Linked DNA regions of Homo sapiens: region 2 is linked to region 1. A link is an interaction called in ENCODE POLR2A ChIA-PET data of the cell type or tissue named here. Cell type or tissue: GM12878. All regions are shown on one strand. Each heading gives the region's core, and the rest is flanking DNA. Links, peaks and the distances in the headings are about the cores only.

The links. ChIA-PET counts read pairs that join two places held together with the same protein. Peaks named below come from ENCODE experiments on the same cell type or tissue, not always from the same donor. Only the 100,000 strongest peaks of a DNase experiment are listed, where the experiment ranks them.
Region 2: POLR2A ChIA-PET joins it to region 1 with 6 read pairs; 2 of 35 experiments call an interaction of 5 or more read pairs at or near these places.

Annotation. Positions count from the first base shown.
Region 1 is chr11:14,341,588-14,344,510 of GRCh38, forward strand. All of the region lies in intron 1 of RRAS2 (RAS related 2), which reads right to left. Among named protein-coding and RNA genes, the nearest start is that of RRAS2, 16 kb to the right of the region's middle. In GM12878, for the core only: no CTCF peak of the experiment used is centred there; no DNase peak of the experiment used is centred there; H3K4me3 peaks cover 422 bases; H3K27ac peaks cover 875 bases.
Region 2 is chr11:14,143,834-14,146,756 of GRCh38, forward strand. All of the region lies in intron 6 of SPON1 (spondin 1), which reads left to right. Among named protein-coding and RNA genes, the nearest start is that of SPON1, 180 kb to the left of the region's middle. RefSeq lists an enhancer at 1-336. In GM12878, for the core only: no CTCF peak of the experiment used is centred there; no DNase peak of the experiment used is centred there.

The DNA of each region.
Region 1 (2,923 bases), core at 320-2,819:
CCAAAAAAAAAATAAAAATAAAAATAGTTTCCTACTCTGAAGGAAAACCCCTGAAGAAAACACTTGTGTCTCGTCAAACAAGTCATGATACCTTTAACACCAAATTAACAGCTAAAAATTTCCATTTGACTACACAGTTAAGTCAGAGTACATTCTCTGTTCTTAATTAACTATAAAATACCTCAGAAAATGTTATGAAAAAATATAAATACGCATACTCACCTCCCGACTTAGGAAACAAAACATTTGTAATATGATTGAAGACTCTTGCATGCCTCCTCAATAATATTCCCCTCTCTCCTCCCCCAACACCAAGAGGTAATCAATATCCTGAATTTGGTATCTGTCATTCTCATGCATTTATACAACATTAGTAATCATATGATAGTATTCCTAAACTACGTTTTGGAGAGGACACCACTGCAAATCTTCAGCTCTATACTAGCTTTTATCAGTAGCCATCAATTGCAGTTTTAATAGAAATACAAATACATCAAGTGTGCTTTTGGGTGAAACCTCACCCTTCCCTCTCCTCCTACCCCACTGCTCCTCCCAGATTCAAATTGTTAACACAGTCACATGACCAAGAACTTCAGAAAGAGTATCTATCACTCTTTTCAGCTCCCCTCTAGTAAGTGTTGGCACTTTTATTCCAACTTAACGTTAATAGTTCTGTAGTGAGAAGAGGATCATATTTAGAAATACAAAAACCAACTTAAATCCCAGCTTCGCTTTTTACTTGCTACAGGACCTTGGGCAAATCCCTTCTTCCCAAGCCTGCATTTCCTCATCTGTAGGATGGAAATAATGACCATGACGATGCCATGCTGCCTTCCAATCATAAAGGGTTGTAACTGGTAGAAAATGAAATAGTCATAATTACTTCAATGTATTTTTCATAGGTACCTGCTCCTAATTAAAAAACAAAACTTGAAACCCTTAGTAATATAATTCAGTTACCGCATTGTATAGGAAAATGAAGTCCAACCAACCAACCAGCTTATCAAAAATACAAACCAAAGTTCATCAATACAGGTTCTATACAAGCTATAGAACATGATATTATACCTTTTCATTTCATAATTCTATTGAAATTAATGCAAACTCAAGGTTAATATTAAGAAAATAGAAGATGCCTAGTTTCATTATCTAGATACTAGCTACTTATTTGGGGGACATAATTAATGTATGGTGCCTTTTTCAATGTTAATCACTTAACTTGTCTCATATACATATTTCACAACTGCAACTTTAATTTTCAAAGAATTAAAAATATGACAAGGCTGAAATCTATGTCACATAATTCATTTTGGCACTACTCTAAGTAAACAGCTATTGATAGGAGTAAAAACGAAGAAAAGTCACTAATTACTAGATCCATTTTAAGTAATAATGTATAGAATATTACAAGAGGTTCTGTTTTTAAAAGAAAAGGAATGTGGGGTATTTTGTGACAGGCCAGTAAGACAGCTGGAACAAAGCTGTTTGAGCAACAGCTGTGCACCATGTACTGTTCATCTAAAACCACAAACTAAAGTAACTCATGTCAGACAACTTCATTGGATAATCAGCTCAGCCAATGGCTTCTTTCTGAAACTCTCACTACAAAGAAATAGACACTAAATATATACTTTGCAATGATTTGAGGAAGGAGACAAAATAAACAATTGTCTCTAAATATAAAATTAAAAACTAAAAATTACAGACTAATAGTGAAACAGAAGACAAAGTTTTCCATACTATTTTCACACCTCTTAGGCTTCATAATAGTAAGGAAATAACCCAAAGACTCAAAACTTAAATTTGAATTACTAATATGCAACCTCACCATTCCTACTCCATTCTTAATTAACTTTCAAATGAATCAAAGTGCTTCGTCATAAAACATCTTCGCAGTGGTTATCAGAAATTTTTCACATTAAGTCACTTGATAATTTTAAAGTAGTTCCCTGTAGGCCAGGCGTGGTGGCTCACGCCTGTAATCCCATCACTTTGGGAGGCCAAGGCACGCAGGCAGATCGCTTGAGCTCAGCCTGAGTTTGACAACAGCCTGGGCAGCACGGCGAAACCCCGTCTCTACCAAAAAAAATACAAAAATTAGCGGGGCATGATGGTGCACGCCTGTAGTCCCAGCTACTTCCGGGGCTGAGGTGGAAGGATCGCCTCTACCCGGCAGAAGGAGGTAGCAGTGAGCCGAGATCGCGCCAATGCACTCCAGCCTGGGTGACAGAGTGAGACCCTGTCTCAAAAATAAATAAAATAAAATAAAATAAAACAAAAATAAAGTAGTCCCCTGTAATCCCAGCACTTCGGGAGGCCAAGGTGGGCAGATCACTTGAGTCCAGGAGTTCGAGAGCAGCCTGGGCAACAAGGCGAAACCCCCATCTTTACAAAAAAATACAAAAATCAGCCGGGCATGGTGGCGCACGCCTGTACTCCCAGTTACTGGAGAGGCTGAGGTAGAAGAATCACTTAAGCCGGGGACATCAAGGCTGCAGTGAGCCATGATTGTGCCATTGCACTCAAGCCTGGGAGACCCTGTCTCAAACAAAATAATTTAAAAAAAAAATTTTAAGTAGTTCACTTAAACCAACTTGTTGGCATGGAAATTCCATGCCATTATCTGAAAATAATAATTCATGTAGTACTCAAGCTACTACAATCATTAATTTAAACATCTGCAACTCGTCATTAAATTATCAGACTTAACTTTTGTTTCACATTTCCACTTTTTTATTCCAAAAACCCACAAACCTCTCTCTAACCTTAAATTCACTCCTTCCTCAAGTAAAATGTATGCCTCTGTGTACCTGCACACAAGCCTACTTGCATGGGGCAAATTTCCCTTAGTTGACACACCTTAATTTTAGAGGCAAAAAGGACAAAATTACAAATTTAATAGCCACATATCTTTTCCATGTGA
Region 2 (2,923 bases), core at 90-2,589, 200 kb before region 1:
ATTGAGGTGGGATCAAGGGACATTACTAGGCCTAAACACAAGGATATGGAAAGGCAGAGGTCAGAGAAAGAGTATGGGGCCCCAAAGCACTGTTAAGGCCACTTATTTACCCTTGCCACCTGCTGCCTTGCATTGTTACTTAAGAACCATGAAAACAGTAGAGAACCTGTACTTCTTAAGTCTCTGACCTCGAGTAGGTCACCTAAGCTCACTGAGCCTTAGATTTTACATTTGAAAAACAATAACAAGAATATGAATTACCTCTGTTGGTTATGAAATAATACGTGTACAAAGCATGGCTTGGAGTATGAGCTCATTATTACTCTTATTATTGCAACAAAAAAATTAAATTGGAAGGACTTAGAACCCTTTTTTCCTTCCATCTTCTAAAAGGGTATTTCGGTTTTACTGGGTGGGAATACAATGGAAAGAAGACATAAATTGGGCTAGGTAGAATCTACTAGAGCATAAAGACAAGGAAAAGGGAGAAAGAAAGATCCAAAGAAGACTTTTAGACCAGGCGTGGTGGCTCACACCTGTAATCCCAGCATTTTGGGAGGCCAAGGCAGGCAGATCACTTGAGTTCAGGAGTTCGAGACCAATCTGGCCAACATGGTGAAACCCTGTCTCTACTAAAAATACAAAAATTAGCCAGGCGTGGCGGCAGGCACCTGTAATCCCAGCTACTCAGGAGGCTGAGGCAGGAGAATCACTTGAACCTGGGAGGCAGAGGTTGCAGTGAGCTGAGATTGTGCCACTGCACTCTAGCCTGGGTGACCGAGTGAGTGAGACTCCATCTCCAATAATAATAATAATAATAATAATAATAATAATAATGAAAAATAAAAAGTAAAAACCCAAAGAAGACTTTGAGTAAATTTGATTTCTAAAAGAGGAAACTTCAAAAGAGAACTTTTAGCAGTATACTTTGCAGAATATTGTGTGATGTCATTTTCCCTTTGCTGCCTTCTCAAGAAAACTTCAGCAAAGACCTCTAATACTTTTTCAAGGCTTCTGGGAGTCAGATTGGGTCTGTTTTTTTAGGTGTGTCACCCTGCTGCAAATGGCCCCCAAGGGTGCCCAACCTTATTTGGGTTACATTGATGACACACACCTCCTTTGTTCTCCCCTACCTCATTCAAGGCTTAATTCCATGTAGTATGGGTAAGTGGGCACTTGTGGTTGGTAGAAATAAAATGACACTCAGAGTGGTGATAGGGTAAGGAGTCAAATAAAGATTCTGTCACAGATACTCGATACAGAAATTAAGACATTGTTTGAAAGGTATGATTTGAGTCATATGAAACCTCTTGTTTGCTTTCAGTTGAGTCTTCAAACAAATCCAGATTACAGTAGGACAAGCTGCCAGAGTGATTTCGTGATGCCTGTTCTTTAATAAAACTGGCACAGGCTGCCTTTGCTGGAAGGGTATAGAGCTGGCCTCTTAGCATTACTTCTTAACCTCTACAGTTTTATAAGACAGCATCATGATCCCTGGGAATTTTTCTGAGAATCTCTGTATGAGAGAAATGTGGGACAGTCTTATTCAAGACTTACAGAATATTTGACTCACTAAAATATCTATTTTTACAGTAACTGAGCCAAAATATTGCAAATAGAAGGCAAATTTAAGTGAGAGATCATTAATATATTACCTTAAGATTTAGAAGACAATTTAGCAATATCTATCAAAATTATACGTTTTCTTTTTTCTATTGTAGTAAAAGAAAACACATAATATTTACCATCTGAACCATTTTTAAGTGCACAGTTCAGGAGTGTTAGGTATATTCACATTGTTGTGTGTATATTTTCCTTATACATCAACATAATAAAATAATTCTATATCTAGGAATATGTCTTTCTGAAATAGTCTTGTGCAAAAGTATATGAGGAAGAATATTCATTATAGTATTTTATTTTTAAGAGATGGAACAAGCAAACTTTCATCAATAGGGGTCATATTAGAAACTCTGGATGCATTTAACGGGTCAAATACCATGCAGCTATTAAAAAGAATAAGGCAGATTTGTGTGTACTGATACAGAATGCTCCCTGGTGTATATAGTTAGATGGGAAAAAAGCAGAACAGTGTGTATAGCTTGATTCCATATATGAAAAATGGCAGGTTAGAGTGAAATGATTATATTCATGTATAGGATTATATATGCATAGAATATCTCTATGAACATACACCAGAAACTCCTTGCCTCTAGAGCACACAGAGAGTAAGGGGCAGAACTGAAAGGTTCATTCACATTTTGCCATACGGCCTCTTGTATTGCTTGAATTTTACCATGAACACAAATTACTATACTTTTTTTTTTTTTTTTTGAGACAGAGTCTCTGTCTGTTGCCCAGGCTGGAGTGCAGTGGCACCGTGTTGGCTCACTGCAACCTCCATCTCTCAGGTTCAAGCAATTCTCCTGCCTCAGCTTCCCGAGTAGCTGGGATTACAGGTGCCCACCACCATGCCCGGCTAATTTTTACATTTTTAGTAGAGACGGGGTTTCACCATGTTGGCCAGGCTGGTCTCGAACTCCTGACCTCAGGTGATCCACCTGCCTTGGCCTCCCAAAGTTCTGGGATTACAGGCGTGAGCCACCACACCTGGCCTACTGTACCTTTTTAAAAGAATAATATTTAAATGAACAAAGAAAACTTGGATAAGAAACCAAATATTCCCCCCAAAAAAAATACTGCATAACTTAATCTGTAAATTTAAAGTGTTCCCTCAAAAATCCCAGATAATTTTTTAAAAATTATACAGGCTGACGCTATAGAAATAGAAAACTAAACAGTCAACAATAGTCAGAAAATGTTTGAAAAAGCATATAATGAAGGGAAGACTGGCTAAACCAGATATAAAAACGTTATAAAACAACATTAACTAAAACTGTGTGAAGCTAGAGAGTGAATACAC